7 separate regions of the Mus musculus genome follow, and all the other regions are linked to region 1. A link is a loop called in an ENCODE intact Hi-C map of the cell type or tissue named here. Cell type or tissue: left cerebral cortex. All regions are shown on one strand. Region 1 holds the start of Sfswap (splicing factor SWAP). Region 2 has its middle 83 kb from the start of Gm34145. Region 3 has its middle 76 kb from the start of Gm34468. Region 4 holds the start of Gm38615 (a long non-coding RNA gene). Region 5 has its middle 77 kb from the start of Gm34145. Region 6 holds the start of Mmp17 (matrix metallopeptidase 17). Region 7 overlaps Adgrd1 (adhesion G protein-coupled receptor D1).

The links. A loop is a pair of places that touch in the nucleus more often than their neighbours do. Peaks named below come from ENCODE experiments on the same cell type or tissue, not always from the same donor. Only the 100,000 strongest peaks of a DNase experiment are listed, where the experiment ranks them.
Region 2: it touches region 1 in a loop (2.3-fold over the local background); 4 of 42 quality-filtered maps call a loop at or near these places.
Region 3: it touches region 1 in a loop (4-fold over the local background); 5 of 42 quality-filtered maps call a loop at or near these places.
Region 4: it touches region 1 in a loop (2.4-fold over the local background); 2 of 42 quality-filtered maps call a loop at or near these places.
Region 5: a loop joins it to region 1, with 2.3 times the contacts of the local background. A loop is called at or near these places in 4 of 42 quality-filtered maps.
Region 6: it touches region 1 in a loop (3-fold over the local background); 14 of 42 quality-filtered maps call a loop at or near these places.
Region 7: it touches region 1 in a loop (2.3-fold over the local background); 2 of 42 quality-filtered maps call a loop at or near these places.

Annotation. Positions count from the first base shown.
Region 1 is chr5:129,499,023-129,503,022 of GRCm38, reverse strand. It overlaps Sfswap (splicing factor SWAP), which reads right to left and starts at 1,792. Exons shown (of 18, transcript NM_172276.3): 1 at 1,427-1,792. The coding sequence starts at 1,644. It overlaps Gm40332 (a long non-coding RNA gene), which reads left to right and starts at 1,797. Exons shown (of 3, transcript XR_868547.2): 1 at 1,797-1,921; 2 at 2,469-2,503; 3 at 2,675-2,773. In left cerebral cortex, a CTCF peak has its summit at 2,063; a DNase peak (open chromatin) is centred at 1,884; H3K4me3 peaks cover 2,462 bases; H3K27ac peaks cover 1,587 bases.
Region 2 is chr5:129,388,810-129,392,809 of GRCm38, reverse strand. No RefSeq gene overlaps it. Among named protein-coding and RNA genes, the nearest start is that of Gm34145, 83 kb to the right of the region's middle. In left cerebral cortex, no CTCF peak of the experiment used is centred here; DNase peaks (open chromatin) are centred at 1,570 and 1,770.
Region 3 is chr5:129,414,941-129,418,940 of GRCm38, reverse strand. No RefSeq gene overlaps it. Among named protein-coding and RNA genes, the nearest start is that of Gm34468, 76 kb to the left of the region's middle. In left cerebral cortex, CTCF peaks have their summits at 2,359 (motif pointing left) and 3,793; DNase peaks (open chromatin) are centred at 2,352, 2,667, 3,316, 3,705 and 1 more place; H3K27ac peaks cover 565 bases.
Region 4 is chr5:129,059,611-129,063,610 of GRCm38, reverse strand. It overlaps Gm38615 (a long non-coding RNA gene), which reads right to left and starts at 33. Exons shown (of 3, transcript XR_868544.1): 1 at 1-33. In left cerebral cortex, CTCF peaks have their summits at 142 (motif pointing left) and 1,846 (motif pointing left); DNase peaks (open chromatin) are centred at 134, 1,839, 2,495 and 3,594; H3K4me3 peaks cover 77 bases; H3K27ac peaks cover 546 bases.
Region 5 is chr5:129,383,337-129,387,336 of GRCm38, reverse strand. No RefSeq gene overlaps it. Among named protein-coding and RNA genes, the nearest start is that of Gm34145, 77 kb to the right of the region's middle. In left cerebral cortex, no CTCF peak of the experiment used is centred here; a DNase peak (open chromatin) is centred at 2,183; H3K27ac peaks cover 694 bases.
Region 6 is chr5:129,581,712-129,585,711 of GRCm38, reverse strand. Mmp17 (matrix metallopeptidase 17) reads right to left here and starts at 1,543. Exons shown (of 10, transcript NM_011846.5): 1 at 1,264-1,543. The coding sequence starts at 1,419. In left cerebral cortex, CTCF peaks have their summits at 908 and 1,796; DNase peaks (open chromatin) are centred at 983, 1,604, 1,778, 2,175 and 1 more place; H3K4me3 peaks cover 2,423 bases; H3K27ac peaks cover 2,495 bases.
Region 7 is chr5:129,184,013-129,188,012 of GRCm38, reverse strand. All of the region lies in intron 18 of Adgrd1 (adhesion G protein-coupled receptor D1), which reads right to left. Among named protein-coding and RNA genes, the nearest start is that of Gm46923, 69 kb to the right of the region's middle. In left cerebral cortex, a CTCF peak has its summit at 1,552; a DNase peak (open chromatin) is centred at 1,553.

The DNA of each region.
Region 1 (4,000 bases):
TTTATTATCAAAATCTGCTTAACTTTGATGTAAACCTCCTTAACTTACAAATGTATTATTTTCAAATATTACACATATACATGTGTGGTGTTTGCTCCCCACCGGTTTTGGGAGGTCTAACTCATATCATGCACAGAATGATATGGAAACTGCATACGGAGTAGAGGTTTCAGCATTTGCCCAACTTTTGACAGTACACATCCCCACGAGTGCCTGGGAAGCAGCATCACTGGCTATCAACCGAGCGAGGTTCAAAGGCATAGCACCTTCCAGCAGAGTGGACCATCAGATCCAGAGCCGATCTGATAGGCAACACTCCCTTCACAAGTCCTTTCTTCCTAGATCTCTCCCCAAATGGAGACGTAAGGGATCGGAAAGGCCTACTGGTCATTAACCGTGTCCGTTCTGGCCAGCTCACAGGTAATCCCTACAGTCATGCAAGTTCCAAGTCTTTGCAGCATCCAGTTTTACTTGTCTCAAACGATGGGTTTACTTCACTTGGAGAAAACCACGCCACAGCTTAATGGTTGCTCACAGTTAGTCCTGGGCCCAGAAGCAATATCGCCCAACGGAAGGACAAATACCCAAACCCGGGATGGTGGAGAAAGAAAGAGAGATGGAAAAAATGAGGAGAGAGGTGGGGAGCAAAACACCCAATCATGTAATGCCATCCTTTTCAAATCAAACACCATCAGAAATTCACGTTCCCACCCCTTTACCCTCAACTCCAGGCACCCTTCAGTGGGTGTGATTTGAAAAGAACCAACACAAAGGTATAAACCCAGCTCCACCCTTCGGCTTTAGAAAACAGTGAAACCAGCTCTAAGAACGCTACCCCCTAAGAGCAAGGTCCGCACGGGTCGACCGGCTTCCAACAAGACAGCAACTTCACCCACTACCGCGGTTGGGCAAATGGTCGCAATAACCGCGGGGAAGGGCTCGCCCGGACGCCAAAAGTCAAGCCGGCCAGAGACGGTTCAGGCTACCTCACGGGGTTGGGGGGTCCAAAAGAAGCTTCTACCCACGGGCCTCGGCGTGCGGCGCTTCGGAGGAACAAAAGCGCACTCCCGGACTCCCTCCCCGCACAGCCAGCGGAGGGACAGCGGCACCCGCCCCACGGCGCGGGCGGGCGGGCCCCGGACAGCTTCCACCCGCGCTGAGTCGCCAGCGGCAGCCCGGGCTCGAGGGGTTGTGGGAGCAGAGTCGATCCCTCCGGCGACGGGGAGGCGCCAGCTCTGGCCGGAGCCTTAGGGCCGGTTTCACCGTCCCCTCCCCCCGGACGCCGGGGAACGTGGGGGGCAGGGAGGCCCCCCGAGTCCCCGGGCTCCGCAAAACCCCCTTTTTCGGTCCCGGCCATCAAGTCAACATCAGGCGAAATCAAGCGGGCGAGGGAGGGGAGGGTCGACGGGTGGGGGGAGGAACCGACCTGTCGATGAGGATCTTGGGGTCCCCCATCCAGGGGATGAGGTGCTGTCCCTGTTCCTGGGCCAAAGCCCGCTCGTCGTCGCGGAACAACTTGCAGGCATAGCCGAAAACCAGAAGCTCCACCCGGTTGCCCCCAGTGCCGGTGCCGCCCGGCCCGGCCTCCTCCTTCACTCCGCCTTTCCTCTCCGGCTTGGCACGGCCCCCGCCGGCACCGTACATGACAGCGTCCCCGACGTCCGGGACGGTCTGCTGCTGGGCCGAACAACGTCCCCGATGCCTCGCCTGGCCTACCCACTCAGTCACAGGCGCCGCATCCTCTTCGCAACTTCAACACAGCCGCCATAGCGAGCCACAAAATGGAGGAGACGCAACTTCCGGTAGGAAACCCGCTCTTTCCGGAGGTGAGAGTGGTAGATTCGCCACGTCCGCAAGCTGTTTGAGCCGCTAAAAAATTAAGTAGATGTTAGTTTTCGTTGTCCAACTTGATCTTGCGATGGTAAGTTGTGTTTATGGAAAGAAATTTATTTCTGCCATTTTTTGGAGGCCTCCTAGGATGTGACGAAAGCGCGGTTGGTGGCCGCGCGCCAACTTCTACTGTCGTTGGAGGGCGGCCGCCAGGTGTGGAGACAAGTGGGGATCTTGTTGGGAACGCGTCTTTGCCGTCCTAGTGAGACAGTTTGCTCCTTTCTAACAGCCCGATTTTTAGATCACTAGGAAGCCTAGCCCTGGCCGCCTGACTGAGGGCGTTTCCAGGACTTGTGAGCCCTAAATATTCGGAGTGGCGGGCTTTCAGTGGCTACGGGCTTCAGTGGCGGAGAAAGACTCCAGCTAGGAGACAGCGCTACGGGTTGTTTCCTTCTGGGGAGCAGATTCTTTCCCTTTCCCTTTTTAAAATACAGGATGTCACTGTGATCCAAATTAGACTCGAACTCTGACTGTCCTAGCTCAGTTAAGATGCTAGTATTATCGACGTGAGGTCTGCAGGGCTGCAGTTTTTTCTGGTGTCTGACCCAGATGCTTGATTTTCTTTTTCCCCCTTTCAGTTCTGAACATGGACCCAGGGCCTCACCATTGCTAGGTAAAACACTATCATTGAGTTATATCATTGCTAGGTAAAACACTATCATTGAGTTATATCTGCAGCCCTTTTTGTTTTAGTTTCAAGATAGGGTCTTGCTTAGTGCCCCGGGGTGACATTTAACTTTAATTTTTTTTTTAATTTTTACTTATTTTGTGTGTATATGTGTAGGCGACTCGAGTTAGATCAAGTCCGACTGGATGGAAGGAGAGAAGAACTTCTCAGCCACGGACACCCCCCTCCCTCCCCAAATAACTTAGGTTTTTAAAAAGTGGATAGTGATTTAGAAAAACAACTGATGTTGACCTCTGGCCTCCATATGCATTTGTGTACACACGTGCACACACACATACAGACATGTACATAGTACACCAGAACGAATACTAAGTAAAATAGTTATGATGTGGAGAAGGTTGCTTTGCAGAAATGTTTGTGTCTACTTTTGAAACAGTTGGGAAAAAAAAAAAAGAAACGGTTGGAATTTTTGTCTTAACCTCAAGCCAAAATTCATTTAATGATTTTTTTTTAATGTAAAGTAACTCAGCGCACACACACACACACCAGCAGAGATGTCTCAGTTGATAAGTGCTTGCCTTACGCACATGAGCACCTGAGTTTGATTGCCAGAACCCATGCAAAAAGTACTGGGTGTGATGGCGATTGCTTATAATCCTTGTGCTCTAGAAGTAGAGACAGGTTGAGGTGTTGGGTTCCATGGCCATCTAACCTGCTTTACTTGGTGAGTTCTAGGCCAGTGAAAGGCCCTATATTACACTAGATGTACTTGAGATGGCACTTGAGAAATGACATCCAGTGTTGTTCTCTGACCCCCATACAGGCTATTTGAATTTCATCTAAGTCTTCCCTAAGAACCCAATGCCCTTTTACACTATAAGTCAGTGACTTATGATCCCCTAGGTAAAGACCTGCAGGCTGCCTTTTGGGACCACATACATCTGTGATATAGCTGGTGCATACACTGTTACTTCTTGCCCCAGGCGGCTTGCTCTCTGGTCCTTTTTTTAAATTTTTTTCGAGACAGGGTTTCTCTGTGTAGCCCTGGCTGTCCTTGAGTTTATTCTGTAGACCAGGCTGGCCTCGAACTCAGAAATCCGCCTGCCTCTGCCTCCCAAGTGCTAGGATCAAAGGCGTGCGCCACTACTGCCTGGCTTGCTCTCTGGCTGACTGGCTCACAATGCGATCTAGGCTTGTGTTGTCCTGTGGGCTTTATTTGTGGAAAATAAATTTGCTTTCTTGTAGCTTGTTGCATGAGTGTTTTCTGCTTCACCCGTTTGAGACATACTGCTAGCTAGCACACACAGAATGAACCCCACTTTGAGCTGTTGTGGCCTCTGTGGCTTCTGTGTTTGGAAGCCACCACTGGCAAGCCCTCCTGGATCGAGTCCCACAATTTATGTTGTGTTCTCTGAGTTTATTTATTTATTTATTTATTTGTTTATTTGAACAGGGGAAAGTTACAAACTAATATAGAAATCT
Region 2 (4,000 bases), 110 kb after region 1:
TCTTGCCTCTTCTGGCCTTACATTTGATGACCAGGCCTCGTGGGGCAGGGTGGAGCAACAGGACTCTCGTGGTCCCTCCTGACCTAGGGGTACTATCGCACCTTCAGACACAGGGCTAGAGGGTAGGAGAGGCTCCTCATGGGGAATTGAAGGGCTGCTATAAATATTTAGGGCAGCGAGAAGTAAGTAGGTGTCATACATGGGGTCTGGCCTTTACTCTGTAAAAATGAAAGGCAAGCCCACCCAGATACCAGTGGACAGAGTTCACAGTGATCATCCCCCTGGCTGGGTTGAGGATGTGACCTCCCAGGCCACTGGCCCCACAGTGCTAAAACTTTGTTGTGGATGGTCACTTCCGTTTTTCTGGAATTTAAAAATATTTGAGGTGCCAAACTTTTCGAGTTTCCCAGGCACTAACATAATTAAAGTTACTTTAGCTTCTCTATATCTTTCCTGATCGGAGAGCAGAACCCATAAACACGCCAACAGCAAATCGATGAGATAATTATTCTGTAATGAATCCAAACACTGTAAATTAACCTGACAAGTGGCCACAGCTCTCTTGGACTTCTTGGAACCTTGCTGGCTGTTCCTAAGTGAGGAGGCCAGACCATGGGTGGGGGGGGGGGCTGCATTCATTTCCCGTCCTCTTCCATCAGAGTTGGCAGAAGGGCAGGAAGCTCTGAGCCTAGTCTGTCTCCTGAGCCACCAGAGCACCACCAGAAAGGTCCCGTCTTTGGTCTACCCTCAAGCCTGAGGCTTCCTCAGTGTTCAGGGTTGTCAGTCTATCCCTAGCGCTCTCTCTCTCTCTCTCTGTCTCTCTCTGTCTCTCTCTCTCCCTCTCTCTCTCCCTCTCTCTCTCCCCCCCCCCCTCTCTCCCTTTCTCTCTCCCTCTCTCTCTTTGGTTTTTCGAGACAGGGTTTCTCTGTGTAGCCCTGGCTGTCCTGGAACTCAGAGATCCGCCTGCCTCTGCCTCCCAGGTGCTGGGATTAAAGGCGTGAGCCACCACGCCCAGCCTATCCCTAGCTCTTGTGCCCAGCTCATCTTTTGCTTTTACCCAAATCAGCACCTGCAGGACCACGGCCATCACTGTGCATAGAACATCATGCCACTGCTACTCCTATTCTTCCCATTCCCCTTCCCAGAGCCCATACAGGAGGAACCTTCCACCCTCTGACTCTTTCTGCAGAAGTGCTATTGAGGGCTGCCTCTGTCTGGACTTCATGAGCCTGTGGTAGGAAATGTCCCCTATAGAGCCACAGTGGGTAGATAGGTAATACTGCCCACAGTCCCTTTGACACTATATAGAACAGCTTGGTGGCAGGTGACTTTCCTCAGTGACCAGCCGGCCATGCAGGTAGCTCTCTGGCATAAGTCCTGTGCATCTTTGCTGATTCAAGTACCTCTTCAAGTGTTGTGGTCTGCTGTGGGATATGTCTTCACCGCCTGCCAGTGTCTGTGGGTATCTGTCATCTCTTGCTTGCCTTCCAGGGCTGGTTAGGGGAGCAGTGGGTGCAAGGAGCAGCTGCAGCATGCATGGTGAACTTGGCTCCTTCTAGTGCCTGTGGTGGATGCAAGCTGTTGACTTCCTGTGCCAAGCTGCTCTCTTCAGTAAGGAATAGGGAGCCTCTCCCTCAGTATCCCGCAAAGGGGCTGGGTTTCATTCTGTAGACACCTCTGTTACTGACCGCCTTGCCAAACTCCTGAGAGAGAAGGGGGGGGGGAGAGCATTGGGCTTTGCAAGTGAGATCTGGAGCTGGAAACAAAATGAGTCCACAGGGAGCCAGCAATCTGGGCCAGGTGGACATGCAGCAGAGACTCAGCAGGGACTGATATCCGCTTTCTCTCCAGTCAGGCTGGTCTTGGGATTTTGCAAGTTTCTGATAGCAGCAGGGAGGGAAATTCTACTGCTCCTGGTCTCTCCACTCTTGTGTTTGACAAGGATGCTAGTGGCCCTGGCCTTGCAGAGTCCCCAGAGAGCTCCAACTAGACCTGCTAACTCACAGTCCTATTAAGGTTTTGCTGTCATTATGAAGTCCTTGCAAGGACTGCCTCTTTTGGCTGTTCTTGGGTCCCTGGGATATGAAAGTGGGGTTAGGTAGGGTGTGACGCTTCTGTCTCCAGGAAGGGGATTTATTTTCATTTCAGCATTCTGTGTGCAGGGCTGTGGCTTTCTGGGATCTCACACTCCAGTACAGAGACAGCATTTATATGTGTGTGTGCATGTGTATAAATATATGATATATATGTATATGTAAATATAAACATATATGTATATAATATATGTGTGTAAATATGTATGTTATATATATGATGCATATGTATATGCACATGTATATGCACATGTATATGATGTATATATGTATGATGTATATGCAAATGTGTATGATGTATATGTATATGCACATGTGTATGACGTATATGTATATGCACATGTGTATGATGTATATGTACATGTATATGATGTATATGTATATGACATATATTTACATATATATATACACACACAGGGGGCTTGCAGCTATGATCTGGAACTGTATCAGCTCTGCATGGAGCAGATCAAACCTTGAGTTAAGTCCTGGTGAATGTGCACTGTTGACAAGGACATGACCATGTTGAGGACCCTAGAGTCTCAGACCCACACAGTAATGGCAATGCCTTGCCCCTGGGTGAGGCTTGGAGGGAAATGACAAAGCCTTCACTTCAGGTCCATGTGTGGATGTTGACAGTGTGGACAGAAAATATCCGCCTTAGCTCTCTTCCCCCGATACTCATGGTCCGAAGATTGTTCTCCTCCAGAGACTGCTCCCTACCAAGATTAGCTAAACCTGTCACCTTAATCCAATATATGGTAACCCAGTCTCGCTGTTCAGCTGTGTGCAATAACCCCACCTCCCTGCTCAACTCTCTATAATAAACACATTGAGCATCCAGGGTACTGTGGTTTCTTCAGCTGAGAGCCCATTCTACCATGCTCCAACTTTCTGTCTGTGTTCTGTTTTTTTTCACTCTCTCACTACCCTAGTCAGGTCTCTCCCTGGAATCATCTAGTCAGGTCTGTCCTTGGGATCATCTAGTCAGGTCTGTCCCTGGGATCATGCTAGACAGGAAGAGTACAGCTCCTCTACAAGCACAGTGCATGCTCTTTGCTGTTGAGCCGTCTCTCCAGCCCTGCTGTCAGCTCTTGGGTCTTCATCTTCTTTTTCATCCTCTATATTCAGAGGTGGATCAGTTCTGCCATGGTAGGGAGCGGCTTCTGTTGTCCTATGGGAACCCTGTCACATAGCCAGGCATCTGGGGTTTACCATCTCCAACAGCTGTGGTCAGCACCAGCCCAGGGAGACTGCCCATTGCATCTCCAGAAGCTGGGGCACATCCCAGTGATCTGGGTTCCATTAAATCCTCAGGTGATCTTCAAGCATGCAAACACTTGCAATTATCTACTGTAAATCTAAAAGGCTCTCTTTTAAAGAAAAAAAATTAATTTTTTTGTGTATGTGAATGTTTTGACTGCATAAATGTCTAGGCATCACCACGTGCACGCCCAGTACCCACAGATGCCAGAGGAAGGTGTTAGCTCCCCTGAAACTGGAGTTACAGATGGTTGGGACCTGTCATGCGGGTGCTGGGAATGGAACCCGGGTCCTCCAGGAAGAACAGCCAGTGCAAGCTCTCTAGCCCCAGTCCAGAAGGTTCTTCATACTTAACAATTGTAGGACAGATCCGGACAATATTGTAAGCCTCTTGGAGGAAGGGAAGCTGGTTCTGTTGTGACATCCCCTGCCCTTGGAACTTTAAACCTTGTTCTGGGTCCTTGAACACTGTCGAGGAGAGACAGGGAGCAGAGAGCTCTGCACGGAAGATGTATCTCTCTGCCTCCTCCCAACCATTTGGATTGTGGCTCTCAACGACGATCGATCGTCCATCAGAATGAGGATATAAACGCGCTGCAAGAAAAACGAGTGTCTCTCTGTGCTTGTGATACACGCTCCATCTGCTA
Region 3 (4,000 bases), 84 kb after region 1:
AGAATCAACCTCAGGAGCATCCATGACTTCTCTGATGAAGACGGTCCATGGGTTACCAGACTTACAGGACTACGACCACCATCATCCTCCGCCCAAGAGGGTCCATGGCTTACTAGACTTACAGAACTATGACTCCCATCACCCTCAGCCCATGGGTTCTGGTTGACTTTGGAAACCATAGAACAGACAACTAGCTGTTCTCTTTATATTCCTCAGGACTCAAAGTGAGGATTGTTGAACACCCAGCGGCACAGTCTTTTAGTTTTAACTTTTATGTAACATCTAGATCAAGGTGAGACCAAAATAAAGAAATAATAAGTTGAAATGGTTTTTAAGTAAATCCCAATTTTGTTAAGATTCAGTTTCCCAACTAAACACCTGGCAAACTGTGCAGAAAACGTAACCATCTCGATTAGTTATCAGTTCCTTTTTAGAAATCAGTTCCTAATTAAACAAACATTTATTTTATGTGTCTCGGTGTTTTTCCCTGTTGTGAGCCACTCTGTGGCTGCTGGGAATTGAGGTCAGGTTCTCTGGAAGTGCAACCAGTGCTCTTAACCGCTGAGCCATCTCGCCACCAATCAGCTTTGGAATGTTGCCAGAGCACATCAATATCTGACAAGAGCCTTGTTGATTTTAACAGTGGACTAGCCGGGCAGTGGTGGTGCATGTCTTTAATCCCAGCACTTGGGAGACAGAGGCAGGATTTCTGAATTCGAGGCCAGCCTGGTCTACAGAGTGAGTTCCAGGACAGCTAGGGCTACACAGAGAAACCCTGTCTCGAAAAACCAAACCAAACCAAACCAAACCAAACCAAACCAAACCAAACCAAACAACCCAGGGGACTAGAGTCTAGGTTTATAGCAGTATTCTGACCTTAAGAATGTATGTGTGTATATCCTTTTGCACGCATGTGTGTGTGTGTGTTGTGTGTGTGTGTTGTGTGTGTGTCTCTCTGTGTGTGGTGTGTGTGTGTGTGTGTTGTGTGTGTGTCTCTCTGTGTGTGTTGTGTGTGTGTGTGTTGTGTATGTTGTGTGTGTGTATGTGTGTTGTGTGTGTCTAAGTAAGCACAGGCTTTAACAAGCACCTTTACCCACTGAGCCATCTTGCTGGCCTGATGCTTCAGCTTCTAAAAAACTCTTTCATCGTTTTTCCCTCCGTCTCAGGCAAGCCCGAGAGCTGCATAATCTTACATTCTAGTGAGACCTTGCCAAGACTGCAAAGTTTCTAATAGCCTTGAATAGCAGAAGTATCTTAATATAGGCACAGCCAAAAGGAGGGAAAAAAAACCCCAGGGATCCAACAATCTTCATATGTCAACTCTAACTGCAGTCATGGACACAGAAGACATCTGCTCTCCTTGAAACTAGAAAGAGTGTCAGCAGAGTCCTCCCTCCTTCCCTCCCTCCCTCCCTCCCTCCCTCCCTCCCTCCCTCCCTCCCTTCCTTCTTTCTTTCCTTCCTTCCTTCCTTCCTGGAGAATTTAGCAAATGAAAAGAGAAAGAGAAAGTTGAAGCTTGGACGGTTGACTCAGGGTTGGGCCAGAGATGGCAGGCCAGACCCAGAGCATTTGTATTTGGGACAGGAGAAGGGGACACACATAACAGGATGGCACTTAGGTCCCCATGTTATGGTAAGCCCAGGTCATACTTCATTTCATCCCCTGTAGAATTTTGTCTGCATGACAAGTGTGTAATTTGGTAAATCATATTGACTCAGAGAGCAGGACATCTGAATTGGGCTTGAATTTAGTTTTTACAGAGGTCGGGGTTGCTTCTTACAAGGAAAGCCTAGCAGGCTGAGAGAGATGGGTGGGTTGATCAAATTCTTCGCACAGAAGCATGGAGCCCCAAGTCTGATCTCCCAGAATGTACACAGAAGAGCCAGGTATGGGGGCACATAGTTGTGATCTCAACACTGGGAAGGCAGAGACGGGTATCCCTGGGGTTCTTTGGCAGTCTACCTAGCCCACTCAGCTATTTCCAAAAGCAGGATGGATGGTATCCTGAGAAACAGCATTTTCAAGTTGATCCCTGACTTCCATTTGTGTCCACATATATACACATATACATGTGTACCTATGCACACATGATCATGTGCATATGGGCACACACATTCAGAGGGAGAGAGGGAGAGAGAAAGAGGAGGAGGAGGAGAAGAAGAAGGAGGAGGGGGAGGAGGAGAAGGAGAATGGGAGGGAGGGGGAAGAGAAGGGGGAAGAGGAGGAGGAGGAGAATGTCGAGGAGGAGGGGGAGGAGGAGTGGTAGGGGAGGAGAAGGAGAGACAGAAAGTCTGGACACTGGAACTCTCTATCTTCTTTCTCATCGGCAGAACAGATCTAGCCGGAGGACAGTGCCATCTTTTGGCCATTCTTCTCTGTTAGCTGGGTCACACTGGTCATGCCAAAGTATAAAAGAAGCTCACTGGTCTCTTTTTTTTTTTTTTTTTTTTTTGAGACTCTCAGGATTCAAACAAATCATCCCTAGTTTTTCAGGATGCATTCCAAATAAAAGTCCCTGAAGATGGGCAGCTGACGCTTTGTTTGCCTAGAGAGAAGTCAGAGACCCAGAAGGCAGGCAAACCTCCCATCTTCTGGTACCCATGTTAGTCTGATCTGGTCCCCACGCCTGCCTCATGTTGTAGCAAGTGTTAAAATCTTGTGTTAGAGTCAGTAGTGACAAGAGCATCCCTAACCCGTGTAGGAACTTGATGCTGACAGCTGGTCTGAGTTCCTTCTTCCCTCTCTCTGAAGCAGTTTTGCAGAGGATAGTCTGAGAGAACATACATACAGCAATCAGCTATGCAGACCTGAAAGTCCCTGTCACCCCTATAATGGATCCCAAAAGGCAAAACAGGGCAAAGGACATCATCTGTGTCAGTGGAGTCACCCAGAAAGCAGAACTAGAGCCGAACGAATTTGGAGTGGAGGTCCCAGGAGTGCCCTTTCACCCCGTGGGAGGACTAGAGTTATATTTAATATTTAAATAATTAAAAATATGTCTGGAACCCAGTCTTTCCCTGTCCTGCGTTACTGCTTGCGCCGTTTTCTTGATTTAGTTACTTCCCTAGATTGCTTCTCTCCTGGTTCCCTTTGGAGAAGACGCTGAGATCGGCTCCATCAGCTCAGGGCTCGGTTAAGACTCCTCTGGTTCCTTGAACTATCTGAGAAGTCTCCATCCAGGCTTTGCTGAGGGGGTCTGCAAGTCCGTGGTGGGGCAGAAATCCTGTAACTCAGCCAGGAGTCTATGCTTGCTAGCCCTGAATCTCAAGGTCAGGCCGAGGCAAGCAGTGAGAGGCCAACGCTGGTCCTCCCTAGACACAGCGCCCTGCCCCCACACATGCCTTCAAAGTTCCCAAGAATATGACAGAGCTTTTGAAAGCCTTATAAGGACACTGCAGTGTGAGTTCGGTTTGCTTTCTGTTTCATTCCAGAGGCGCTCGGTTTGCATTCCCATGCCATTCCACAGGGTCCTTCCTTCTTTGTACTCCGATAAAACATGAAAGCAAACTTAGGCTGTGTTTCCCTCGCCAGTCTGTATAGACTGTTTACGATGTGAGAGTCAGGAGTCTGCAGGGGGCTGTTCACCCTTGGGATGTGGCTTAGAATTTAGCTCACACTGGAGGCTAGGTCTGTCTCCAAACCTCTCAGCCTCGCCTTGGTGATGAACAGAAAGAAATCTAAGCTTCCTGTTGCTTTGGAAATTTGATTATTTCCCAAGGCCCCCCTGGATGGGGAGGTTTGGCTGGGTTTCTTTGTCCCTGGTTGGTGTCTCAGATGGCCATGTCTTGTTCTCTAGCGCACCTCTCTGGAGTGTGTGTGTATACCCAGCTCTTCACAGGGGCATGTTGGGAGTATAGCGGATTAGGAACAGTGGGCACCCTGGATTCTCTGGCTGCCATCCTGGTCTGACTTTTGAGTTTGTTCTGGAAGGGATAAAGGATTGGTGCTGTGGGTGTTGGGGTCCATCACAGCTGGATGTTTGCAGGAAACTTCCCCAATG
Region 4 (4,000 bases), 440 kb after region 1:
GTTCCCACCCCCGCGAGTCCTGTCTCCCGACTCCAAACCCCACCCCCGTCACCCTTACCCCGTCAACGCCTCCTCCCCCATTCTAGAATTCTGTGACAGAACCTCTGATCCCTCTGCTCTGCTGCCCCCTGGTGGACATTCTCTGTAAATTCGCGCTTACTAGCTGGCTCCCCAGTACTCGCTGTTTTCTGTAGAACAGCCCGAGCAAGGGGGCACCCCATCTTCGCCCTTCCTCAGACTCACCTCCTTATTTTTCTCCTTCCTTAGCGATCCAGACATTCAGTCCTGCCGCCCTTATTTGCCGAAGGTCCCTCTCCCCACCAGCTGACATTCTTTCGGCAAGCTTCCTCCACCCAGAATTTCAATCCTAACTTCTAGAGCTGACTGGCATCCTGCCCTGTGCTGTGTTTCCTGTCCACACAGCGTTTAGCATCAGACTGGCAGGCTGTGTGATTACCTCGCAAACTACAGTGACAGACTGTGACAACAAGGGGACGTGCTATTTTCTTAATCTCCTACCCTCAGCCAATAGTTGAGGTCACCTAGTGGGTGAAGGAGTTTATGACTTAGAGAAATATGTAAGCTACCATCCTGGGGACACTTGGTTTCCTTGGGCTAATGATGGAGAGAAAAGGCCAAAGGGAGAGCAGAGTTTATAGTGGCCATCCCTCAGAGGCCGCTATTTGGGACACATCATGTGCAGAGCCTTTGTTACAATCATATGACCCAAGAACTACAGAGCCAGTATCAATCGTGTGCTGGCAATACACTCTCAGACTCACCCAGATCCACCAAGTCACATCATAACTGCTCTGTGACAAGATCTCAGAGACTCGAGCACACATGCATCAACGTTTGGAAGGCCACTACGGCTCACCTGCCAATAGCCTGTATAAACAAAGCAAGCAGCATCCACGGCTGTGCCTTGGTCTTAGGCCACCATCTTGTCCTCCAAAGACCCAGTAAGTATCCCTAAGATTTTAGAACACCCCACCCCCACCCCCCTAGAGTAAACTCGTTTAACCAGGCTCTGACGTTCAGAAGCCACCTTGGCCAGACGACTTCCCAGCTTGCCTGGTGTGTCTGCTGCTTGGCATCATCTGAGCTGCTGTAGTGGATGTGAGGCTTGGGTACCACTGCAAAGCCATCCTCCTCCAGTTGAGCCTCACTAGCCCTTTTCCTAGTGGGGCCTCTGTAGAATCCATTTGCCAAAGCTTAGGATATCATTTCAGGACATAGCTTGGAATAGGCATTCCAGAGTTCCCAACAGTGTGGATGGTAAGTGAATGGCTTGGTCTAATGTGACCCAGCCCACATAATGTCATTTTAGCTTCATCCTCGATAGCTGGTACCTACATATCTGGGGCTTTGGATGCCTCTCTTTTAGGTAGAAATCCATGAAGTCACATCGCAAATGTGTCTCCAGTTTTTCCTTCCCTCAGTGGCACCAAGAGATACCTCAGACCTCTTTTCCTGGAGTAAAATGCTCCAAAGAATGTGAGGACTTAAATAACAGTAACTCTATAATACCTGGAAAGATTGAACCTGTCTCTGGCCCAGCATCCAGCCCTGTCCAAGCCGAGGCCAGTGGAGCAGCCTTCCTTCATGACGATTCTCAAGCCTGGGTGCGTGGCGGGCATTGTTAACGAGCAGCTGTCTGAGACCCTTCCATTCTTTGTGGTGCGGGGTCTCCAAATTTTTATACATATTTATTTGCATTATGTATAAAAATACATGAATGTGTGATCTATTTATGAAATGGATATGGACAAACACATGCGGACCTTTGGAACAAATCCCTTGTAGGCTTGTGGCCACAATACGGAGCATGGGTGCCCCCAAGTGGCTCATAGGGGAAATGTTTGGAGGTGCTGCTATCCCAATGCCAGCGGTCCCAATGCTTAGGGAACACTAGGGACCTCCAGGTGAAAAGAAAATGACAAATGGGCCGTTTCCCTGCGTTCTAACGGGACAGGGCATGTCTGTGCTTACGAGAAGGCACGGCTCACCTCGTCGAGGACCAGGACTCTGCTTTGTTGGTCTGTCATCACTAAGCGACTGGGAAGGAAGTAGATGCCTAGGGAGGCTGTGGTGTGGGTCAGATGGATAGAAGCACAATATCAAACTGAGGGTGAGGGCTTGGAACCAACCGAAAGATTTCTGTGGGCACACAGAGCTTCAGTCTCCTCCTGTGAGTGTGTATAGCGTCAGTCTGCTCCTCTGTCCACATCTGTGTCTTCATCTTCTTTTTCTCTCCATCCATCTCTACGTCTCTATCATCCTGTCTCTATCTCTCTCAGATGATGACTGAATCAAGGAATGGTGAACAACAGTCGTGCTCTCCCCAGACAGAGGTGCCTGTCATCAGCACCGGCCACACAAAGCAAGTCTGTGGAATGCCAGGCTGTGACAGTTGGGAAAGAGCCCAGTGGGTTTGAGAGCAAGTGCTCACGGATGGCATGCTTAGGGAGCCTGAAATGGGAGGTCTTCCTGATTATCATGGCTGTGGTATAACCATCAGACATGTAAACGGGGCATCCAAGGTCTGAGGGAGGAGGGAGAGAGGAGGCGAGATGGAGGAGGAGAGGAGGGGGGCAGACTGATGTAGGAGAGTCTCACCTTAGGCAGGATCATGGTGCCTCCCACAGCTGGAAAAGACGGGAAGAACTCTCCCAGAAGATTCTGGAAGTCAGCCCTGGAAACACCCTGACTTTTCCATTCTGGCTTCTAGAACCACAAGAGAATAAATTTAAATCATAAAAAGGGAGGAAAAAGTGGATTAGAGCAGAAGGGATGAGCTAAAAGGAGAAAGACCTCAGACTTCAGGAAGCTGGACAGGGCAAGGAGGACCATGGGAATATATGGCTGTTTGGGCTATGGGCATCGAGTACCATCCTCAAGGGGTTTTAAATGAATAACTTGGGCTTTTAGGTGATCATCTGCCAAGCCTTGTTTTCTGCACCTAGGCAACACTGGTGATGACAGATAGAGCCATATTCCACACAGCATCAGAAGCAAGTCCTCTGGAGATGCCGCCTGCTGCCCTGTTGCCAAATTTTGAAAGGAAAGACACATCTCTGTGGGTTTCACACCTGAACTCGTGGTAAGGTTGCCTGTCCTATAACTGGACAGAACAGGCATCTTGACACATCCCTGGGGAACCCCTTAGTGAGGGACCCCTTAAGTGGGGTCTGTGAGTCTCCATGTTTTGGTGACTTGAATCAGACTATTGCTTCAGGTATCCCACTCTGCTCGGCTTAGAAAGTCCAAAAAGAGACCCCAAGACTTGATAACAGTAACTTTCCAGAATAAAACAAGCCTGTGAGGAAACAGAGACTGTAGCGGGCCATGAATAGCACAGCTGGTGTGGGGACCATCTGATCCAGAGTCAGCACTTGACCTGTAAGCCCACTTGTGGCTGTGTATAGAAAAGAAGTAAAGGTGTGCAAAGCACGCCACATACAAAGGCTGCTTGACAATAGCCAATGAGTAGATACCAAATGCTCAGCAGCGATAAGCGAATATGCAAATGTGGTCCACGCTCAGCTACAAAGAGAAACGCTACAACGTGGGTTGCTCTTCAAACACGATGTGTGAGAAGCTAGGCAGAAGGCCACATTTAAATGAGCTGTCCAGAAGAATCCATGCAAACAGAAAACAGATCCATGCTTGGTGTCCTGGCTTGCTTTTCAATTTTTGAGATGTGCAGCGTGACCAAAACAAACTTGGGAAAGAACCGGTTTATTTGGCTTATGGTCCCAGATCATACCCCATCATGGAGGGAAGTCAGGGCAGGGACTCAAGCAGGAGCTAAGACAGAAACTAGAAGAAAATTGCCTACTAGCTTGTTCTGCCTACTTTCTTATACAGCCCAGAATCATCTAGGCCTAGGGCTGGTGCCGCCCACAGTGGGCTGGACAGATTTAAAAAAAAAAAAAATGCTGGTAGATATGCCCCCAGGTCAATCTGATGAAAGCAATTCCTCAATTGAGGTTTCTTT
Region 5 (4,000 bases), 120 kb after region 1:
AAACCTTGCCCCAGGGATCCTGGCCACCTCCCCAGGGCCATAAATACTCCTTTCTCTCCCAACCCAACCCAACCCAACCCGTTAAACTGAACCAGTTTTCCAAAGCCCCCCCTCTTTCCTTTCTCTCTCTCTCTCTCTCTCTCTCTCTCTCTCTCTCTCTCTCTCTCTCTCTCCTCCCCACCCCCGTGTGTGTGTGTGTGTGTGTGTGTGTGTGTGTGTTCTTTATCTACGCACTGCCGACCAAGGCCTTACTTTGTATCCATCCTCCCTGGCCAAGCTTAAAGCCCCAGGGTATAGGAAGAGTCTGGGGAATGGTGCCTGATACCCTCATAAGCCTCATAAGGAGAGCCCTTTTCCCTCCCTGGGATGACAGCATTTAGAGGAGATTTAATCAGGAGAGAAGAATGGGCCTAAGAGAGTCTCTCCAGGGAGTTGGACTCTCAGTGCCCCCTGCTGGCAGCTCAGCAGCTCTGTAGTAATTGGCTAGGCGGCTCCTAGCCTGTTGGCGGCTATGGACGCAGCCACACTAGGGCCCTGCGGCTCGCTCTCTCTCTCTCTCTCTCTCTCTCTCTCTCTCTCTCTCTCTCTCTCTCTCCTCCCCACCCCCGTGTGTGTGTGTGTGTGTGTGTGTGTGTGTGTGTTCTTTATCTACGCACTGCCGACCAAGGCCTTACTTTGTATCCATCCTCCCTGGCCAAGCTTAAAGCCCCAGGGTATAGGAAGAGTCTGGGGAATGGTGCCTGATACCCTCATAAGCCTCATAAGGAGAGCCCTTTTCCCTCCCTGGGATGACAGCATTTAGAGGAGATTTAATCAGGAGAGAAGAATGGGCCTAAGAGAGTCTCTCCAGGGAGTTGGACTCTCAGTGCCCCCTGCTGGCAGCTCAGCAGCTCTGTAGTAATTGGCTAGGCGGCTCCTAGCCTGTTGGCGGCTATGGACGCAGCCACACTAGGGCCCTGCGGCTCGCTCTCTCTCTCTCTCTCTCTCTCTCTCTCTCTCTCTCTCTCTCTCTCTCTCTCTCTGCCTGCTTTCATGGGTCTCCCATGGATCCCCATGACAATCCTAATGGAACGGCCATTGTTTTCTCTCTCCCTGTGTACTTTAGACAGACACTGGCCAGGCCCCTTCCTCATGAGCTGGGGTCTGGGGTCCACAGAGTCTTTCTTGTCATCTGGCCCTTGTCAGGAGATTGACTTGGCCTTTGCCAGGGTATAGGCCACAGCTGCTGTGGCTGGTGCCTAAACTGGGAGGAGACGGGGGCAGGCCAGGTGGGATGGTGGCTTTTCTGTCCCATACTGGTGGAATGTTGATATAAAGGCTGGGGCTTCAACAGCCCTGGGGGAACTCTGGGGGAAGTTAAACACAGAGGGCACACTAGAAACAGGACAGACCAGGCTGGAACCTTAAACTTATAGCATTCCCAAAGACCCCATGGCACTGGTTCTGCCTAGTGGCAGATATTGATCTGGACCTCTGCCGTTCTGAAGGATGTAGGGTAGGGATGCCATGGTGCAGAGCCCTGATCACTGGGCAGCAGGGCTCAGAGTTCCCCTGCCTTGAGCCCAGCCAGATGTTCCTAGTGAGGATATCCATCCAGCCCCTGCCATCAAGGCCACTGACACAGAAGGAAGCACAGGAAAAGTCAGGGACTATGATGGTTTGTATATGCATGGCCCAGGGAGTGGCACTGTTGGGAGGTGTGGCCTTGTGGGTGTGGGCTTTAAGACCCTCATCCTGCCTGCCTGGAAGGATTCTGCTAGCAGCTTCAGATGAAGATATAAAACTCTCAGCTCCTCCTGCACCATGCCTGCCTGGATGGTGTCATGTTTCCACCTTGATGATAAAGGACTGAACCTCTGAACCTGTAAGCCAGCCCCAATTAAATGTTGTCCTTTTTAAGAGTTGCCTTGGTCATGGTGTCCGTTCACAGCAGTAAAACCCTAACTAAGACAGGGACTTTGGCAGATGGTGTTCTGGGTGAAGCTACTGCACACTCTTCAGCCTCCAGGGACAGTTGAGCTATGGACCATCCCTGGCTGCCTGAGAGCTTCTTCCCAGGGAACATCTACCTAATGAGATGGACAGCTGGATAGCAGGAGGTGCTGGCAGAGGGGGACATCTGCCTTGAGATGATGCTATCTATTTCTCCCGAAGCTTAGCTAACATCTATGGAAACTGGAGGCGTCAGGAGGAGACTTGGCTGCGTGTATGGATTACAGATGCTGCTCAGCTCTCTCCTGGGCGGCATCTTCTGACTCAGCCCAGGCTACCGCACACTGCAACAGTGGCCCGGAAGTGCAGGCAACTTGTGGGCGAGAGTGATCTCCGTGGAGTCCCCAGTCAACAACTGTCATGCAGAGACCTGGTGGCCTTCGGTTACACATTTTTTCCCCTTAGACTGGGTCTCTCTGTGTAGCTCTGGCTGTTCTGGAACTCGCTCTGTAGACCAGGCTGGCCTCGAACTCAGAGATCTGCCTGCCTCTGCCTCCCAAGTGCTGGGATGAAAGATGTGCACCACCATGGCCTGACTTACACCTGGCTTTTTTTTTTTAATTAAAAAAGCAGCCACAAACCTGTAAGATTTGTTTCTTTAATTAGCTTCCAGTGTTTAAGAGCCATGGCTCTACTCAGGCCTAACTTTAGATATCTGGTTCTGATTTTTTTTTCCTGATCTGTCTATATTTCCCCAGTATGCAGCTTCAGTCATTTCAAAGGTATCTGTTGGTTTTTTTTTTTTGAAAATAACTTCTTACTGCAAAATATATTTATGTAAAAGAAAATTTGTCTTTATATTTGCTGTAGAAAAAACTAGACTTTAACCAAAAAAAGGGGGGGGGGGACTGAATCTATATAACACCCGAGGGAGGAAAAACCACCACATTTCTGTCAGTCAGTCAGTCAGTCAGCAAGAACCCCTAAGCATGGTTGGGTGCAGGGACATTAGGTGACAGCTCTGGGTGTGCCTAATGCTTGCTACTCTTCAAATGGCGATAATCATCTCCATGACAACTCATTGTTGATGAGTCATATCATTCAGTGATATGACTTAATTACTAATTAATTAATTAATTGTGTTTCATCTGTATGTAAGTCTATGCTCTACATGATTTCCCTGGTGCTTGCAGAGGCCAGAAGATGTCGGAGCCCCTGGACCTGGGGTTACAGGCTGTTGTGAAGGGCCACATGGTTGCTAGGTATCAAACCCCGGTCCTCCCCATGAACAGCCAGAGCTCCTAACTGCTGAGACATCTCTAGCCCCAAAGCCCTGTCTTTAGGGCACGCTTTCTTTATGTTGTGAACTTGACAGATGAGTCTGTTTTGTCCAACTTGAATTTTCTTTTTCTTTCTTCTTCCTTCCTTTTTTCTTTCCTTTCTATCTTTTTTTCTTTTTAAGGTTTACTTTTAAGAGTACAGACAGGGCTGGTGAGATGGCTCAGTGGGTAAGAGCACCCGACTGCTCTTCCAAAGGTCCGGAGTTCAAATCCCAGCAACCACATGGTGGCTCACAACCATCTGTAGCAAGATCTGACGCCCTCTTCTGGAGTGTCTGAAGACAGCTACAGTGTACTTACATATAATAAATAAATAAATCTTAAAAAAAAAAAAAGAATAGGCAAGAATAATAAAAAAAAAAAAAGAGTACAGACAGGGTTTCTCTGTGTAGCCTTGGCTGTCCTGGAACTCACTCTGTAGACCCAGGCTGCCCTTTGAACTCAGAGATCTGCCTGCCTCTGCCTCCCAAGAGCTGGGATTAAAGGTGTGCACCACCCACTGGACTACATCCAAGGTGAAGTTCAGCTGTCTGGCCACCCAGGGGCCACTTTTTTTTTTTTTTTTTAACCAGGGAAAAAGGTGCCAGAGACTGTAGCTGACTTCCAGAGGTGGGCAGAATGGCTGGTCCAAGACAGGCAGTCATTACTGACTGTTCCTAGGGCTGAAGTGCCGTGTGTAGAGACACCTTTCACCCTACAGCCATTAAGGACTCAGGTAATCCATATTC
Region 6 (4,000 bases), 83 kb before region 1:
GTCTGGATGTCCTAATGCTCATGGCATCGGGGAGCCAGCTATGAAAGCCTAGGATCAGGAACGTGAGGAACCCCTATTTTAGAGGCCACTGGAGTGGGAAGAAGCCACCTCAGGGGACCCTCAGACATCTGCAAGTGGGCAGAGAAAGCATGGGTCGCTGCCACCTCAGATGCCTGGGGGGTGGCAGAGTCTGCCCCTCTCAGATCCAGGGGCAAATGTTGCCAAACTGGAGGTTGCTCCCGCCCCAGTGTCTCCTCCAGCAGGAAATCTCCATGACACCTTGCCTAGACCTGAGGTGTAGGAGTCCTCGTTGCCAACCGCCCGTGGAAAGCGGACTCTGCCAGGACCCCATTAGGATATTGGCTGGCTTGTGCCAATCAGGAAGCCGCGCCTGGCCGGGTCTCCAGATCTAAGGAACCCAGGCCGGGGCCTCCTCCTCCTCCTCGAAAGCGGGCTCTAGTCACCGCGCGCGCCTTTGCAGAGGGCTTCGCGGGCCTGCGGAGCCATAAAGTCTGATCGAAACCTTCCGGGTCTCCTGCGGGTTTCCAAACCCGACTTCAGTCAGGAGGGTGGGCAAGAGGTGGGAAGAAGCCGGTACCCGGGTCCCCAAGCTGGAGTGCCTAGCTAAGCTCTGGCAGTGGGAGTTGGCGGGATGGGGACGGCAGCGGGCTTGACACAGCAGAGGTTGTCACCCGCACCGGCGGGACAAGGCCGATCGCTCCGGTGGAGGAGGGAGACGGGGTCGCGGCACGCTCGCCGTGCGGGAGGCTCTTCTAACATCGTCAGCGGGGCAAACTCGGGAACCCCAGGTTTTCCGGACGCCCACAGGCGCGTCCCCGGCCTGGGGTGCGCGCCCCTGACCTCCCACTCCGGCCGCGAAGCTCGCGGGGCGCACCGCTCCGGGCGTCTGTGACACCGGTCACCCCGCCAGAGGTCTCTGTGGAGCTGCTTTTAACCAGAGACCAGGCTCCGGCTGGGCGACCACCTCCCCGGGGCGCCCGCGGCTGCGGCGCACGACTGCACGGAGCGGGAAAGGGACCGGCATCCTCCTAGACCTGCAAGCGTGAGCCTCGAGCAGCCCGAGCCCCAGCCTCAGTTTCTCTGTCTTAAAAATGGGTTCCCCCCCACACCCCCGCCTCACCGGGATTCGCGCACCTCTCCGAAAGGAGCAAGGGCGAGTCTCCCTTCTCCCTTGCACCTCGTGAGCGCCTGGGGACTCGGCTCCCGAGTGCCCAGGGTCCCGTGCCCCTGTCGTTCACTCACCACCCCGAGGCTGAGGTCCTCCGCGCGGGGCGCGGGCGCTGCGCAGCCCCCATGGGCCGCCAGCGCCAGTACAAGCAGCAGTGGTGGCAGCCCCGGCCCGGGGCGTGGAGGGCCAGGTCCCCGGGGGGACCCAGGTCCCCGCGGGCGGCGTCCCATCCCGCTCTCCCAGGTCGGGTGGCGAGGGTCCCCGCACCCGCCAGCAGCCAGCTCCGCGCCTCGCTCGGCTCCGCGCCCGCACCGCTCCGCTCCGCGGGACTGAGCCGCGCGCCCGCCCGCCTCCGGGGCAGGGCCATGCTAATGTATGCTAATAAACATCGCCCCGCCCACTCCCTTAAAGGGGCCCCCGCGCGGGCGGGACCCGGTAATGGCACAGAAGCTTTGCCCACCCCGAAGGCTGGAGCACTGCTGCAGACAGGGAGCCGGCGGATCGGGCTGCGAGTGTCCTAGAGTTCTCTGCCGTCCTCTGGACGCGCCCCCTGGTCGCCTGCTAGAACCCTTGGTTTAGTTTCAGGTCACTTAGGACCTAAAGACCGCTGCAGCGCGCGTGATGGGCACACGGGGGAGCCCGCGGGCCACAGAGTCTTGGGGCGAGTGGGAGTAAGCACCCCGATTCTGAGAGATCGGAGGTGGGGGAGGGGATTAGTGTGATACAAGAGAGCGTAGGAGGGAGCGGGGGCATGGGGTGGGATGGGATGGGTGAGCGTGGGCGGGAGTAGGGGCTTAGGACGGGAGACTAGGCCGAGAGCACACCTGAGTCCTGTATGGAGCCTTGGGCACAGAGCACCTTTTCCCCTTAGTCCGCCAGGGAGCATCTAGCCTCTGCTGCTGAGGGTCTGCATCAGGTGTGAAAAAAGAGACTTTGTTTTGAGGGGCGGGGAGTGAACCCCCCATGCTTCCGGCGGGCTGGACCCGTTCTATCTCCGTGAGCCGGGAGGCTATGAATAGCAAACATTAGCTGGGATCTGGCACCCGCTCAGCACTTTACAGATGAAATTTTCTTTCTCGCAACCCGTAAGAAGTGGAAACCATAGTTCCCAATTTGTACACAAAGAAACTGAGGTCCAGAGAAAATAATACCTAAGTAGGAGACAATGTGGAGTGACAATGTGGAAACTGGCTGGGCCAAGGGACAGAGTTCAAAACCAGCGCCCTCCCACCCCAAGCCCCCGCCCCAGCGGCTGGGTCTCCAGCCCCTTCCCCGCGGGTTTCTCTAGTCCCTCGGTGTCGTTAGGATTACAGTCTATTTATTGTTTGCACGCGGACACTGAGGTTTAGATGATGCCTCTAAAGGAGAGGGTGGGTGACTCCCTGCTTTGAAGGCAAAGTTCCCTCCCTCAACTCCCAGCTGGTGTCTATCCATACCCTGTTGCTCTCGGGGGTCTGGGTGGTTTGGGGAGAAGATTAGATTCTGCACCAGCTTGAGATGGGTCCGTGGGTTGGGGGGTGGGAGGGCGGGGGTTAGGACCTTGACACGAGAAAGCCCTAGAGACAGAGAGTGCGCAGCCACAAGACAGTAGCATCTCCCGGGTGTTTAGCTATGTGGAACAAACTCCCTATCAACCCGTGGAACAGTACTGCCCACAGTTAGTTAAAAATGGGTCTTCCTATCTCAATTAACCTAATCTGGATAATCCCTTCGAGGCGTGTCCAGAGGCTAACCTAATCTAGATAATCTCTCACAGGTGTGCTGGGAGACTTGTTTCCTAGGAGATCCTACAGCCCGTCAGGTTTACAATATTAATGCATGACATTAGTTCATGCTGCATTAGAAGGAAGGTCGGTTCGGTCCCTAGGGAGAAGATCGATGCTCTCCTGTTAGACAAGAAGAGAGAAACGTATTGCATTCGTAGGCCCTCTGAGATCAGCTTCAAAGCTCGGGTGGCCCCATCTTCTATCTGTTCTGAGGTCTCTGGGCCTCTCCTAAATGATGTCCCTATGTGGAAAGGAAATCTCAGAGAAATGTGGAGCAAATTGGGGACAAAAGAACTGGTTCAGGAATGGGTGGCTCTAGGGGCTCTGGCTCCAGACCCTTGTCCCCTTGACTCTGCCAATTCTAACTGGTACCTCCTCCCAAGGTGCCCTGCCTTTGCCTATCTGGCTCTGGGAGTTTCTTCCAGGTCTCCTATAGTTTGGTAAATGTCTACTTGACACTACAGATATACTCTTAGATGGATAGGAATCTTTTTTGGTTTGTTTAGAACTGTGTCCTGCTTCAGCCCCCGAGTGCTAGGATTTTAACTGTGTTCTCCCATACCCAGCTAGGATGGGGGTCCTTGTAGTTATAATTGAGTTAAAAAAAAACTTGAGATAAGCTCACTGGGGATTGTCTAGGTGACCCCCAAATCCACTGTCAAGTGATCTGATAGAAGCAGAGGAGGCCCGGACATGGTAGCAGGACTTTGAAACTCCAGCGTTTGGGGAGGCAGAGGCAGGAGGATGGTGAGCTGCAGGCCAACTGGGCTCGAGAGTTTTGGAAGTGGTTTTAACAAAACTCCAAAGGAGCAGACGAAAGAACAGGGGAGAAGCCACAGGAGAGTTTGTTGGCTTACAGACAATTTTGCTAGACTCTTCCCAGCGACCGAGCAACAGATTAGGTCATCATATGGCTCTCATCACCTGACAGCATATAAGAGAAGTACCCCAGCCCCTTTCTCTGTCTCTCCCCACTCTCCCCATCTCCTGTCTAACTCCTCTCCCCCCCCCTCTTTTTCCCTCCCCCTTCTCTGTTCTCACGTGT
Region 7 (4,000 bases), 320 kb after region 1:
CACACACACACACACACAGCCTTCTTTTGGTTCTACACAGGAGCCTAGGGATATGTGATAGCCCAGGACTTAGGGCACATGACCCACGATGACAAGAATGGAAGGCTGTTGTCCTGTTTGGAACACAATTCCTAGCTAAGTCAACTGACCCACAAGACACATGTCCAAGTAGTTAAGGACATTTTGTGAGTGTTAACAGGGATGTGTGTCCTGGACACGTGGCAGGCAGAGGCCCAGGCCTCTGTTGAACACCCCACACTCCACGGGCTGGCAGGGGAAGGGGATAGTCTTGGGTCAGCTGCACTAGACAGCACATGCTGCTAGTGTTTGAGGCCACAATCTTCTAGTCAGGCATTCTGTCCCCCATCTATAGGGCCAAGAGGCTGGCTCCTTCCTTGCTCTCAGGTGTGTAACCCATGACTGGCTCAGTGGACCATCAATCTCCCATAGCCACAGCAATTGATTGAAAGATGGACATGTGACCTGGGTGAACCAATAAGACTCCAGCAGGGACTGCCCCTGAGACTGAGAGGAAAAAAAGAACTCTGTCCCCTGGGGACATGGGTGGGACAGACGGGGCTTGTGCAGCCACCTTAGCACCATGGGGGTGTTAAGGAATGATCAGGGCTCTGCCAATGAAGACATCAAGAAAAGCAAATTTATGTTGTGGAAGCCCATAGATCAAGATCTGAATGCTACCACCATGGGCCTTTTGGGGCTATAGGGACCATTAAGTTTTCTTTGTGCCTAAGCCAGTTTGAGCTGAATTTGTTTTTGCAAAGCCTCATCAGACTTCTGGATAGGCAGTGGAAGTGAGGTCTAAGAACAAACTAGAAAAACATTTAGACCAGCAATTCCCACAGCATTCCATCTCCCCGCCAAGAAAGGACTCCGGGTCAAACTGCTCTTAAGAGCCAGGCAGCCCAAAGCGAGCTGACCGCTCCCTGCACTTTCAAAGTTCAGAGGATTTTTATATATTCAGATGTGAGTCTCCACACGGAGGAAGCAGCTCTTCGATCTTTAGCTCAGCTGTGGCGTGGTGTTTCACTCTGGAAAACACACCTGAATTTTCAAGCTGATCATTTCCAAATTCTGCAAACGCTTTCAGACACTCAGCATCTTCTACAGGACCTGGTGCCCTTTGCCTCCCCCGATAGGGGGCAAAGAGCCAAAAGAACTGACTCCATACCCCACTGCAAGATCCCTCCACTGATGACATTCAAAAGAAAGGACTGTAGAACAGTGGTTCTCAACCTGTGGGCCATGACCCCTTCGGTGGGGGAGGGGGCGGATGTCAAAGGACTCTTTCACAGAGGTCCCATGGCAGATATCCTGCATGGCACATCTTTGCATTAGGATTCCTAACAGTAACAAACTTACAGTTATGAAGCAGAAACAAAATAACTTTATGGTTGAGGGTTACCACAACACTAGGAACTGATTAAAGGTTTGCAGCATTAGGAAGGTTGAGAACCACTGCTCTAGGGAAAACTATTTCAGCCTTCAGCTTCAACCAGCTTGTGGGAGAGCAGCCTAGTGTCTCCACCCCCCACGGCTCTCTAGCGCCCCCTATAGATGGCTGGCTTCATGCTTCCATTCTCTATACCAAAAGAGTGGTTTGGGGTCTAGTGTCTCCTCCTCCTCCTCCTCCTCCTCCTCCTCCTCCTCCTCCTCCCCCTCCCCCTCCTCCTCTTCCTCCCCCTTCTCCCCCTCCCCCTCCTCCTCCTCCTTTTCCCCCTCTTTCTCCTCCTCTTTCTCCTCCTTTTGTTTTTTGTTTTGTGTGTGTGTGTGTGTGTGTGTGTGTGTAGACAGAGTTTTTGAGCCCTGGCTACCCTGGACTCACTTTGTGATCAGGCTGACCTCAAACGCACAGAGATCCACCTGTCTCTGCCTCCTGAGTGCTTGTATCAAAGGCATGTGCCACCACACCTGGCTAGCTGCATCTTTTAAAGATGCCCCCCCCATCCTTGAGTCCAGTTTAAAGCAAGATACACAGGACATCAGGGAGTCTCTAAAGCAGATAATCAGCACAGGACTCAGCCCTTGCTGTGGATCTGGGTCACTCTCAGGCCCCCCTGCAAGTGCCCCTGGTCTAGGACAGCTACTTCTCCATGGTGATTCTTCATGGGAACACTAGCGATGACTCTCTGGTCCCTCCCAGAGGCAGTCAGAGCCTCACACATCTCGAAGACACTGAGGTGTATGGTGGCACAGAGTTTGGAAGGCACATATCAAGCTCTCACGGTCCACCCAAGATGGGCAATATTGCCTCCAATACTTTGGACAGTGGAAGTGAGGGGCTGGTCCCAGGTTGTGACTTTATGGTATCACATCATGACTGAGGAGCAGCCAGAAGGACAGCAAGAGGATGGATAGATGGATAGGAAGACAATACACAGCAGAGTGGTGAAAAGCTCAAAGGGGTTTCTTTATCCACTTCTATCTGTCTCCATATATACATTCATATTCATGTGCTCTGTTTTGGGAATCTAATTTTGTGTCTCTAAATTCCTGCCCGTCAGAGATTAAGAAGAGAAAAATCACAAGCAGAAAAACAAGGAGAGTGGAAGCAGACAAAGGGAAGGAGCCAGGGGCCAGAGAGTCAAATGGCACCCAGCTCCCTTCCTAAGGATACACCAGAGATTCAGCTGACTCCATGGAATGGAGTCTATAGAATGCTCGAACGGGGCTATTGCAAGGGCCACATGAGATGCGTGTGAACAGCAAAGCCCTGTGTGTGACACTGTGTATGATGCTGGTCGTAACCAGCATTCTGGATGCTCAGATTCCCTACCTGTTTCCACCAATGTCTCCTATGAAGCTGTCTTCCCCAAACCCCAGCAGACGGTGTCACTTTTCTGGAGTCTTTCTGAGCCCATCACCACAGACATATTCTCTCTGGTCACGAGAGAATGACCTCTCGGGACATGGTAACCTTTCAGAGGCCCCAGCCAATTGCTGTCCTATAGATAGCTTTGGCCCCCCGAGACCCTGATGGAGGGTGGCAGACATTTTGGGGGGAATTACTGCCGGGGAGTGCTGGCCAGAAACAAGAGAGGAGTTGGGGAGTTCCCATGGAAACCACTGACGCCACCTTCCCCGAGTTTGCTGTTGTTGCACCTATGAAAAGTGTGTACCATGAGACACTTGGGACTTGGTTCTAAGTGGCAGGAGGTAGTAGTGTGTGCTTCTTATGGGTTCAGGACTGGATTCCCATGCATTGGCTCCAAGTGGAGACCTCTCCACTCCGGGCTCTGGGCACCTTGCTCTTAACCTCTTCCTGACCCTGTTCCACGGTTAGACAGGTCTTACAACCATGACATCAGTGCTTGACATTTGTACTGGCTGGTTTTAGGTCAACTTGACACAACTGGACAGCAGACAGGAAGGAACCTCCATTGAGAGAAATGCCTCCATAAGATCCAGCTGTAGAACATTTTCTTAATTGGTGATTGATGGGGGAGGGCCCAGCTCATTGTGGGTGGTGTGATCCCTGCTTGGCCTGGGCTCTACAAGAAAGCAGGCTGAGCAAGGCAGGAAAGCAAGCCAGTAAGCAGCAGCAGCAGCAGCAGCAGCAGCAGCAGCAGCAGCAGCAGCACCCCTCCATGGCCTCTGTATCAGCTCTCACCTCCAGGTTCCTGCCCTGCTTGGGTTCCTGCCCTCACCACTTTTGATGATGAACTGTTCTATGGACTGGCGAGTGGAATAAACCCTTTCCTCCCCAAGCTGCCCTGTGGTCCTGGTGTTGCATTGCAGCAATAGTAACCATAACCAGGACAACATTCAAACCCGACCAAAGGTAGGAAGCTCTGCCTGGCTAACCCTAACTAAACCCCACTACCCCCCCCCAGAGACTGAGCTGGCTTCCTAAATAAAAACGAAAAGGAAGGCAGGCCTGGGACAGATTTACTTCATTGGGGTCTCCTGTGTCACCCTAGATGACAGGGACGTCACAGAAGACATCGGGTTCAATAGAGAGCAATAAACCTCATGCCTTCTC